3 separate regions of the Homo sapiens genome follow, and regions 1 and 3 are each linked to region 2. The links are chromatin contacts, found by Hi-C in ENCODE. All regions are on one chromosome and are shown on one strand. The core of a region is the stretch at or near the end of the contact, and the rest is flanking DNA. Distances in the headings are between cores, read along the strand shown. Region 1 holds the start of TRIM68 (tripartite motif containing 68). Region 2 holds the start of EIF3F (eukaryotic translation initiation factor 3 subunit F). Region 3 holds the start of USP47 (ubiquitin specific peptidase 47).

Evidence for each region. Hi-C counts contacts between places; a loop is a spot of excess contacts on that map. Pooled maps may share reads with other maps.
Region 1: a map of naive thymus-derived CD4-positive, alpha-beta T cell shows a loop between it and region 2 (11-fold over the local background). The contact joins the promoter of TRIM68 here to the promoter of EIF3F in region 2. A Hi-C loop is called at or near these places in 1 of 168 maps with a recorded cell type or tissue (naive thymus-derived CD4-positive, alpha-beta T cell), 1 of 37 single-sample maps with no recorded cell type and 11 of 50 pooled maps.
Region 3: a loop to region 2 is called in a map of B cell, with 28 times the contacts of the local background. The contact joins the promoter of USP47 here to the promoter of EIF3F in region 2. A Hi-C loop is called at or near these places in 3 of 168 maps with a recorded cell type or tissue (B cell, CD8-positive, alpha-beta T cell and naive thymus-derived CD4-positive, alpha-beta T cell) and 7 of 50 pooled maps.

The regions. Positions count from the first base shown.
Region 1 is chr11:4,606,940-4,610,758 of GRCh38, reverse strand. TRIM68 (tripartite motif containing 68) reads left to right here and starts at 2,528. Exons shown (of 7, transcript NM_018073.8): 1 at 2,528-2,732. RefSeq lists silencers at 2,364-2,573, 2,884-2,963.
Region 2 is chr11:7,985,397-7,988,882 of GRCh38, reverse strand. EIF3F (eukaryotic translation initiation factor 3 subunit F) reads right to left here and starts at 1,546. Exons shown (of 8, transcript NM_003754.3): 1 at 1,167-1,546. The coding sequence starts at 1,530. RefSeq lists enhancers at 1,252-1,301, 770-1,308, 1,309-1,848, 1,732-1,911.
Region 3 is chr11:11,840,455-11,844,199 of GRCh38, reverse strand. It overlaps USP47 (ubiquitin specific peptidase 47), which reads right to left and starts at 2,228. Exons shown (of 28, transcript NM_001282659.2): 1 at 1,976-2,228. The coding sequence starts at 2,014. It overlaps LOC107984311 (a long non-coding RNA gene), which reads left to right and starts at 2,359. Exons shown (of 4, transcript XR_001748134.3): 1 at 2,359-3,025. RefSeq lists enhancers at 1,985-2,124, 1,423-2,286, 2,335-2,504, 2,287-3,152.

The sequences.
Region 1 (3,819 bases), core at 1,279-3,778, 3.4 Mb after region 2:
CTGCCATTTTCCTGTCCATGGCATCTCACACTGAAACTGCCCCACCACATCCTTGCTAGATCTTCCTATTACTGTTCCTTTCGTCTGCTTCTGAAATTGTTCTCTCTTTTCTACTTCCTGCTTCTTAATTTTTTGGAACACTTAAACTCTAATATAAAATCTAGGTGACAGCCTCAACCCAGAAGCACTTTCAGAAAGGCTCTCCACCACCTGTAGACAGAATTCTATGTTTTAATTTCTAGACTCACTTCCCCTTCCATCCCTGACCTCCTTCCTCTGCCAAAGTGAAAGTGGTAACGAAGTCCTGCAGATTTTCCCCTCTAGGCAGGAATTTCCTCTCTCTTAGCCAAGGCTAGCACTGAGTAGATAGGGACGGGAGGCCCTAATCTCCTACTTGGACTCCTGGGAGATGTCAGTTTTGCCTTCTGGAAACTGAAAACAATCTGGAATAGAGGAAACAGGAGGTATTAACTCCATCATAAGAGGTCCAGTAGGAGACTTTCAAGGTGGAGCGGGGTATCTACTCATGGTCTAGGCTATACTCCTACCCTCCTCCTTCCACCCCTAGCAGGTTCTCCTGCTGACTGACACACCACTAACACAGACAGCTATTTCTTCCCCTTTAAAGCCTTCAAGACTAAGATTATATTCTCATCAAGCCTAAGATTATACAAAACTAACTGAGGGTGTGGCTCATGCTTCCTCAGAAAGAGTAAGAGAAGAAAATAAATTAGGGGTCTCTAAGCAAGCATGTTGTATGACATGCAATAAGGTCAGTCTCTGGTCTCTTTCCAGAAAACCAGGCCTCAGATTTGTACTAACCCCCTAACTCTTCCTTAGTCCTACTTCTTCAGTGCCCCAAACAGTTCTCAGTTCTTGCTTCTCCTTTGATGCTACTCCTCCCCTAGAGCACAGATGGACACCATCCTACAGTTAGCCACTCATCTTGTTGTCCTGGTCTATCCTGGATTCAGGGCAGAGGGTTGGGGTCTGCAGCTACAGCTGTGGAATTTGTCCACGACAGAGCCTCACCTGGACACACCTGTCTCACAGCAAACAAATAAAGAAACAAACAAAACATTCTGAAGACATCTGTAAAGGAAAGCTTCTATGCCTTGGAAGTAAACTGGTCTGTCTTCAAAAGCCCTCTCTCCAGCCTTCCCCACATGAACGCAAGCCCCCACCCCCAGCTACCCTGATTGCCAGGGTTCTTGACAGTCCGTCATAGTTACAAATTGCACCTTACACATGAAAATGATCTCCCCATTAACTGTTTTAACTTCACAGAGATTCCAGAGCAGTACAACCAACTTGACCTTCAGCTCCTTAAAGGCAGAGACTATATGTCCCATAGTTGTAATCCCAGCACCCAGTAAAATATTGTCAAGAAAATTGATGTTAAATAAATGTTTAAAATGGCTTATTTCAATTAATCCATTCATTATTCTATTAGAGCAGCCATTTCTCCAAAACTGGGTGAGACAGAGGGTACAGCTCAGACCTAAGATACTTTTGTTTTTTCTCATAGACCTATTTGTTGCAGGAAATTTCTGGGCCTCACCCTTCAGAATTTTAACCATGGCCGGGGCTCAGACACTGGCATGAGCATTCTGGAGTATCTGTCCTAACAATTAAGATATTATATAATTTGGAACCGAGCTTCAATTGGAAGATTTCCTGGTTATTTTCTATGCGGATAGGAGGTGCCTTCACTTGCTTATTAAAACCTAAGTGTCAAGAGAAGGACAAGGCCCTGGGAGTACAAAGAAAAACCCATATCACTGTCTTAAGTAACAGTTTTTGTGTGTGCGTGCATGTGTCTATGTGTTTGGGTGAGGAAGGGATACCAGTTGTTTAATTTTTTTTTCCTTTTTTAATGACAATTTTTGACCAGGGTTTCCATTTCTCCATCAACTCCCGGTCTCTGTTGTCTGTTTTTCACTCTAAAAGTGGATTGTGGCAATAGTGATGACAAGCTGGTTGCTGAAGTAAAAACGAAAAAAGAGAGGGTTTTGTTTTGTTTTGTTTTGTTTTGTTTAAGAACCCAGTATTTAAAGCCTGGAACCATGAGAGGTCGCGAATCTTGCCAGGAACAGCAGAGTCCACACCATATGTGCGCCCAACCCTTTGCTAAGATGGGTCACAGAACCAGACTTGGCCAATCTCAGGCTTCTGAGTTTAACAAGTCAAACTGGCAAATGAATAGCCACCTGAGCCTCTCTTAATGCAGTGCCTGAGCGGCATCATTTGGGAGCCTCAATCCTTTGACCTATCCTAGAACTAACTCCTAGAACCCTCTACAGTTTAAGGGAATCTGAGTCGGTGAAGGGACCAGAAAAACCCAGGAAGTAGAGAAAAAACATTGACATGCCTAGAAGCGCCGAAACCCCCGTCTCATCACCAATTGGCTAGGGGTACCCTGGTCCCTGCCTGTGATTGGCTGCCCCCACAAACACACCGCCCCCTGGGCGAAGCCAACCTGGGCCCAGCCGGCCGCTCATTGGCTGCCGTCCCGCGAGCGGGGCCTAGAGCCGGGTGTAGTATTCTGGGAGCTGCGGGCTACTGGGCCTGCGCTGCCGGGCTTTGGGTTCTGGGCCTCTGCCGCTCTCTGGCCCTAAGTGCTGAGCTGCCGGGAACGGCAGCTTCTGACGCTGGGCCATTGGACGCTGCGGAACCAGGCTTCTTCACTTTGAGTTTCCGCCGCGAAGCGCCAGTCCGGGCCGAGGAGGGAGGTGGGTAGATAACTCTGCCTTTTCTGAAGTCAGATCCCGCACGCTCACTTTACCCCCACCCGCCCGCTGTCCTGGGGACCTGCCCAACGCCCTGTGGCCAGGCCAGGAGCTGCTCCCTGACTCCGGAGGTTACCGCCCGCCCCTCGACTCCCTTCCCGCTGGGGTCCTAACTGGAAGTCTTCCAGGCCCCGCCCCCTTCTCAAATGCCCTTCTCAGACTCTCGCTGTACCCTACGGAAGGCACAGTCAAAGCAACCGAACGTTTAATTATTTGAATTTTCTCAAAGTAATTCATGTATAATAAAAAGTCAAACATTAAAGCAGGTCTTATTTTGAAGAGCAGTAACTACCCATCCCCAGATCTTTGCAGAGGCTGCCACTTTTAGTTTGTCCCCATTTAGATGTTTTTAGCACCCTAAATCAAAATAATATGCGTTCCACTGTATTTCTGGATTTATCATTTTGATATTTCTTTGCCTTACTTTCTTACTGCCACAATCTTGTCAATTTTCCATCGCTATTTTAGGTCTTCCATTTGTAGCTTTAAATAATGGGTATCAACTTCCATTTATTGTTTTATTGACTTTAGATGGTGTCTCTTAATGTCTCTACTGACTTAGCTAAGGATATTAACACATCCTCCACTTTCAATCTACTATCGGTTGGAACTCAACATTTACATTTAGTTTTCACGTATTCAACAAGTATTTGAGGCACTGTTCTTGGCACTGGGGAAATAGAAATGGACAAAACAGACAATGACCCTATCCACATGAAAAAGTTCTAGTATGGGAAGTAAGACAATAGACGAATACATGGCAAATGACGTCAAAGGCAGGATCATGTAGAAGTCATTTTCAGCTGGGAGAATAGCAGGCACCCAAGTCAGGTAGATTGAATGGACGAGGGGTTTGCGGGAGTGTGTGGAAGTTTATTCCTTTGCCTAGCTGGGCACAGGTGCTGTTTCAAGGAGAGATCTTGTTAACCGGGAGCCAGGATAGATTATTTAGTAAGTTAGTGATTTACCAAAATGAGGTTTTAGGATACTGGATCCCACAGTTTGGTAGTGATAGTGGGAGGAAGAAAAG
Region 2 (3,486 bases), core at 297-2,796:
GAATGGCAACTAACAGCTGTACCTAATGTGTGCCAGCATAGTCAGAAGTTTTTAATTTAGCTCTCACAAAGACTAAGTCTAAAGTAGCTCCTGACAGAACAGATTTTAGGTAATCTGCCCCAAGTCACATGGCAAATGTTTTGTGAGGTCTGCTTACAAATCTTGTCTGCTTTGCAATATACCAACTGTCTTCTATGGTGTAAGAACTAGTAGATGTTCAAGAGTATGAAAGAGAAAGAATGCTTGTAAATAAAGTGGATTCACAAAGCTATTTAAAATCTGGCACTAAGATGGAATGGAAACGAATTTCATGGGACCAGCATAGTCTCCAGAAAGGAATTTATTATCAACAATCCCTCTTTAGTGCTTTTCCATTTTACAAACTACTTTAACATAAAATATCTATTCCCCAAATTTGGAACACAGGCAGAGAATGGGTCATTTTTCGACCTGAAGGTTAAGGGCAGAAATATAAACAGATAATACAACTGTTTGCGTCCAAATGCAAAATGGGGGAACAGGGTTTCTCACATTAGGTACTAATATTAGGGGACACTGAGGGACACAGATCAGGCTCAGACGTTTAGGACAGCAGAACACTATAAAATCCCAAGCGGGTTCCAACCAAACCGGTTTACTTGTTGGGAGGAATGTTTTTTTACAAACGTCCCCACTCCTTTGACAACTGGTTAGAAAACTTTGTCAATACCTGGAAAACGATGACATTTAGTCAGTGGATAAGGGAGAAATATGTGGTCACTGGTATAGGGAGTCAAGGGTTCCTGACTTCCCACTCGGCGTGTGAACTCATTTTTGGTAGATGCAGCCCATCATACTTGCCATAAACTGCTGTTTATGTAAAATGTAAACCACTGGCATAAATGTAAACCACTGGCATAAAATATTCAGTAAATGACACAACTACTCCTTGTGTATTTTATGTCGCTTAAAGTGACAGCAATCCGGCAGGAGAGAGAGGAGAGATGCAAGTGCTTGAGAAGATAAGTCACAGCAAAAGGTAGGATGCAGATATAGATTAAGAGGTCATTGGGGATGGGAGGAAAGGACGGTAGGACACCAGGAATTAAAGAATTAATGAGTTAGGGGAGTGAGATAAATGAGAAGTGGGAGGAAGAAAAGAATGTTAACTTTCTCTGACCACTCACCCAACAGGGTCCCGATAACTCGGGCAGCACCCTCGTTGCGTCTCTCGTAGCTGTCCACAATGGAGGCCAAAATGACTGGGTGCAGCCTGACCACGCGGCCGCCGGGGAAGGGCCCTGGAAGAGCAGGACCAGGCAGAGCGGGCGCTGGGGTCTGCGCTGGAGCTTGCGCTGAGGCCGGGGTCTGGCCAGGAGCCGCAGTTGCAGCCGCTGCTGCCGCAGGGTCTGAGGATGAGGCTGGAGCCGCAGCGGGAACCGGAGCCGCAGCCGGTGCTGGCGTTGGCGCTGGAACTGAGGCTGGGGCCGCCGCCGGGACTGGGGTTGGCGTGGCCGGAGGAGCACTTACTGGTACCGCCGGTGTGGCCATCTTGTCGAGAAAGAAGGAGGCGGAAGCGGAAATGACAGCATTCATGAATATCAGGAGCTTGATAGGCTGAATATACACCACGTGAGCTAGAGCTTTTTGCTGATTGGTTACTGGTGATACTTCTCGGAGCACTGAAATAGTCCCGCCGTTGGTAATTTCTTCTGGAATTTGTGCGCTCTGCTTTTGGCCCGAGGAGCACTCAGGAAACCCTGGGCTAAGTAGTTCCGGGTAAAACTTGGGACGGCGTTCGAAGAGAAACACTTTGTGCAGCTGCCGCCAGGTGGAACCAGAAAGCAGCGCGGAGGTCGAAATTCGTGTTTTAGACTTAAATGAGATAATGGATGTCAAAGTGCCTTTAAAAAGGATTTTAAGGCCAGGCGCGGTGGCTCACGCCTGTAATCTCAGCACTTCGGGAGACCGAGGCGGAAGGATCGTTTGAGCCCAGAAGCTCGAGGCTGCAATGGGCGAGAAGGAGAACTTAGCTGGATTTCTCCTGCTGCTTTGAGAAGAGACTGGAGGGTGAGGGGAGGTGAGGAGAGGGAGGCGAGAGAGGGAAAAGCAGGGAGACCTGCTGGGAGGCCACTAGGTAATCTAAGTGAGAGATGATGGTGGCTGGGACCAGGCTGGTAGCAGTAGAAGTTCTGAGAAGTGGGAAGATTATGGATATATTTTGAAGGTAGTTTCAATAGGGTTTCCTGAGAAATTGTATATGAGGTGTGAAAGAGAGGAGTCAAGGAGGACTGCAATTTTTTTTTTTTTTTTTTGTACTGAGCGATTAGTAGGATGAAGTCACCATCAATTGAGATAGCAAAAGCTGTAGGTAGAGCAGGTTTTGGGGAAAAGATCCTGATTTCATTTCTGAATGTGTCACCTTTGAGATGTCCATTACACATTCAAGTGGAGTTGTAATAAGGTGTATAAACTAGTCTGTACTTTAGGAGAGGATTATATGAGGTATTGCCTTGTAAAGCTCTTAGCACATGCCTGATATACAGTAGTTATTAAGTCATAGCTATTATCACTATGTGATGGAGGGAGCTCTGACCATAACCCACTGTGTAACTTGGGGCAATCTACAAGTTTTTTCTGAGCCTCAATTTCCTTCTTGGTATAATGGGGTGATAACATCTGCTTGTAAAGACAAAACAAAACACCAAAAAAACTGTCAACTCCCTTAATTAGGTCAAGTCCTAGTGTCCAGCTGGCAAGTGGATAGGTGAGGTTGAACTTCTTATCCCTGATTCTGTGCCCAAGAGTTGATTTCTCCTTGGAGAAATCTTCCATTATTAGAATTCACATGACGCTGCTCCCCTGTAAATGCTCTGTGTAGACATGCATTCTTTCTTTCACCAAAACAAAGGTGAACAGCCAAACAGAAGAAGATTGAAAAGTAACTCTTGGATTTGATGACCTGGAGTCTTTAGCAACCCTAGTAGAGCAACGTCAGTGGGACTGAGGGTGGGGTGGGCACAGAAACTAGAAATCTGGTGTGAGAGAATGGCCAGTCTGAACTGAAAGCAGCAAGTGCCAGCTTTTCTTTCAGGAAGTTTTCTGGGAAGGAAAGGAGACATTTAAGGAAATAGCCAGGGAAACAGCAGGATTGAGAGGCAGCCAATTTAGGATGGCAGTGTTTCAAGTATATTTTAAACTGAGGATAAGAATATAGACGAGAGAGAAATATTAAATATACAAGTGTGAAAAAATATCTAATGAAACGGGCAAAAGGTGGACCCACACTGAGAAGCCTAGATGGTCTTGCACAGGCTGAGAGGCATGCTGGAGAGACTGCCCAGGGCCCTGGCCTCCCTTTTGGGTGCTTAGTAGGGGTCTGCCTGAGTCAAGGTCAGTCCATTGAGATCATCTCATGGGAAAAAGGCCAGAGGACAGAACCCAGTTGAAGAAGTGTTGCTGCCCCCAACTGACCATGCACACCTTTGAGACCTCCTATCTATGTGT
Region 3 (3,745 bases), core at 979-3,478, 3.9 Mb before region 2:
TTCGAACAGCAGAAGAGGCAAGAAAAAAAAAGTCAAAGAATTTGGTCATTTAAGAGATAACTGGTGATTTTCAGAAAAAGTTTCCAGTAATCCAGAAGCAAATATGGAACTGGAGGCAATCACTTTAATAAAGAATGAGTGTGGCCATCAAAGAAGAAAAAGCTAGTTGGCTAGCTATAAAAGGTAAGAACCACAGATCATGCTTCCAGGAATCATGAAAGGAACCAGGGAAAAAGAAGACTGAAGATGAGACTAAGGAATAGACAATAAAGGCATATGGTCCATAAAAAGAAGAAAGGGAAAAAACATAAGTTGTGATGAATTTAAAGCCTCAGGGAAGGGAATTAATCTTAAAAGGACAGGCATTTAATCTTTAAACTTCCGTTGCTGTTATCACTTTTTACACAACAGATGTTTCTGCAAAGCTCGGTATCTATTATCATATCATGTTTTCTATAAATCAAGTTATTAGGGAAATAAATCTAATGTTGGGTTTTCTTAAAGCAGAGTTCCACCTATATGATATTTTTCTAATGGTCAAAAAATTAAGAAAGAATTTTGTTTTTTATAAAAATGAAAACCAGCAATATGAAGCTCTAAAATGAAATACACATTTATACCTTTCTTACAGCACCTATCACTTCCTTCCTTGCATAAGAATTACTTACGTGGTAAAGTACCTAGTCCCTAATTGGAGTTCAACAAACACTAGTGTTCCCTTTCTTAGTAGCTCAGAAAGTTCCCAAGGCAAGAATTCTGATTAACTCATCTGTTTATCTGCTTTGCACAGAGTTGGTGACGCTTGATGAACAAATACTGACACATAACTCTCTGCCTTTTACAAAAATCGTCCTTGCAAAACAACTATCACTGCCCTTCTGACAAAGCTGGGAAAATACTTGTATCATACAGGTACATAACTCCAATAATATCACCCTTGCATACTGTCAGAGCTTGCTTAAGTAACAAAGAATTGCTACAAAACAAGTAAAACAGGCACAAAAAAATTTAAGAATCTGTAATGATCACTCATTAATTTCAAGATCGCACACAGTTAATTTCAATCCAACACTTGTCTCTATTTAAGGTATATGAGAAATAAAAATCCAAAGCATTAGCCTGATGATCAGCCAGTTAAAAATACACATTTGAATACGCCGAAGATATTTATAAAGCCAACAGAGATACTATTAATACGTTGAAATTCGCTGGCCAGTGCTGGATTCTACCCTAAATCTTCTACTACTATTCAAGAGAAGCCAAGTAGTCAAGGCTTCTCGTATCACTTGCTTTTAAGAATTTAAGAAGTCACTCAAATTGGCATACACAACCCAACCTCAAAAAAAAAAAAAAAAAAAAAGAGTTCAGCTCTCCATGTGGTAATGTTCTCCTATCTCCTTCCTTTACATTAATGTCCCATGTACTACTTTTCCACGATCTTCGGTAGGCCCCATTTAGGCAGGCCAATAGTACTACCAAGTAACAGGAGTTGAAAAAAGTCGTAACAGTTAAGTCTGCCCTCCCACAGATCTCACTTGGGTGTAGATTTCACAAGCGCTGAAAGCTATACGCTGCCACTGTCAAACCCAGAAGCAGCACCGTCACCCTGCCGTGCCCATAGGCAACTGTTCCAGAATGTTTTCTTTGAAATGATCTCTCCCGGCTCCACACGTTAAACAAGAACTTAAAAGGCCACCTTCTCCCCTAGAGCAGAACCTGATTCTTTCCCGTCCGCTCCTTTATTCGTCCAGCCCCATAAAACCCGAGGCGGGAGGTCCGCTCCCCGGCCCCTAGAGCCAGCGGGTCTCCCAACTGCTCGCCGCACCCACCGTCCACCCCCGACTGCCTCACGCCTCCTCATTCCCCCACAGCCGAGCCTGCACCCCGGCCGGGCCCGCAGCCGAACCCCGGCCCGGGCCTGTGTTGCCTCGAGCGGCCGCAGGCCTAAGGCCTAACCTCCTCTGGGGCCCCTCACCTCTTTCGGGACCAGTTGGTTCTCCTCGCCGGGCACCATCGCTGACTCCGGCCGCTCCTCTCCGCCCTGCCGGGGGAGGGTGGAGGGTGGCGGCGGCTCGCTAGCTCAAGAGAGAATGGCAGCGGCAGTCATCCTCTCCGCCGCCTGCGCTCCAGCAATAGCGGAGGCCTCAGCCTGGGCCTCAGACACCAGCGCGCAGACACCGACCCAGGGCTCCGCCGCCGCCGCCGCCGCTACCACAGCCGCCTTCGTCGTCGGCCCCTCCCCCAGCCCGCTGCAATCAATGGAAAAATGGCGGCGGCCGCTCTCGCGAGAATTCGGCCCGTCGGGCTCCAAGCCCGGCGCCTGGCGTCGGAGGTGGCCGGCACTTGTCGCTAGCTTCTAGTCACCTCGGCTCTTCCTCAGCCCCGGGAGGTACAGAATTGGCGAGACAGCCATGCAAACGCTTTTCGTTAGAGGAGAGCTGGACGTTCCATCTCGGGACTCCCTCTGCCGGCCGGGGAAGGACCAGGCCCACTGTCCTCCCTGCCTTCTCGGGCTCTTCGGACTCTCTGCCCTGCAGGGAAAGACTCGAGCCGAAAGCCCCATCTCTGACCCTAGCAACTCATACCCTTCTGGCTTCCCTTTAGCAAAGCGCCTGGACGTCATCCCCTCTTCAGATACCCCAGGCCTCGTCCTGGTAGAGACACCACCGCGGGCCACCTCCCGGCCCCCGCCCTTAGACACGGCTCTGGCCCTTCCAGTCAGAATGGACAGCGTTTTATTTGCTCCCGTTCACTCTCCTGACGTTCTTTTCCCCTCTCCCCACCCTCCCTCTCAAGGGCCCCCAGCTGGAGGGACCTCAGGGGCCACCCCCTGCTTGGGGAGGCAGCCACCCCTTCCCTTATGAAGCGGTGTCCTCACCGCCCGCCCCCCGCAACTACATTGGAGAGGCGCTCCCCTGCCCTCTTCCAGGGAACTTCCTTCTCCATCAGGGCCAAGTCTGAGACTGAGCTAGCCTTCCAAGAGTAGAGCTGCAGTATGCTTCAACCTGTGATCTCCGTTAACAAGGTTTTTAGAGAATTTTAATCTTCTCTAGTAGTAAGCATGGTGCTTTGTGTTATACTAAACAAAGTTTGCAGAAGTCATTTCTCCAAATCCTGCTTCCATTATGGAGACTCGGCGGGGCTCCTTCATGAAGACTTTTATGGATACAGTGATCTTACAGCATGCTGAGATAATATAATCTTGTCATGTTCCTAACACCCACAGCATTAACTGCCTGCACTTGTGTTCTCCAAACTTTTTTTTATTGTAATCCCGTTACCAAAAAAAAATCCATATACTTATATAAGTTTTATACGTGTCCTGCTGTGTGCAGAATTATAAAACATTTGTAAAATGTAAAAAGGCTAAGACAAAGATGACATAAACATTTAAAATAACTTAGTTATTTTCCATATTAATGGTATAAAAATCTTTGTTATTCTCACTAAAAATATTTAAGGAAATCAATATGATTGACTAGGTTTCGTTAGTTTTAAAAATCTTTAATACTTCGTGAAATAGTTATTAAAATATCTGATTGAACGTCAGGTTATTTTTGTACTTGGTTTTAATGGCTGTCATAAGCTGAAAAAAAGGTAACTCACAAAGATGTAGATCCTAAAGGAGGAAGTACATCTTTGGCCACTCTTCCTAATGCATGTTTAGAACGATTTAAAAAAAAAAACTGATATGAAAAAAGTTTCATTTTTATCCATTCCATCCAACAACCATGCAAAGGTTTTT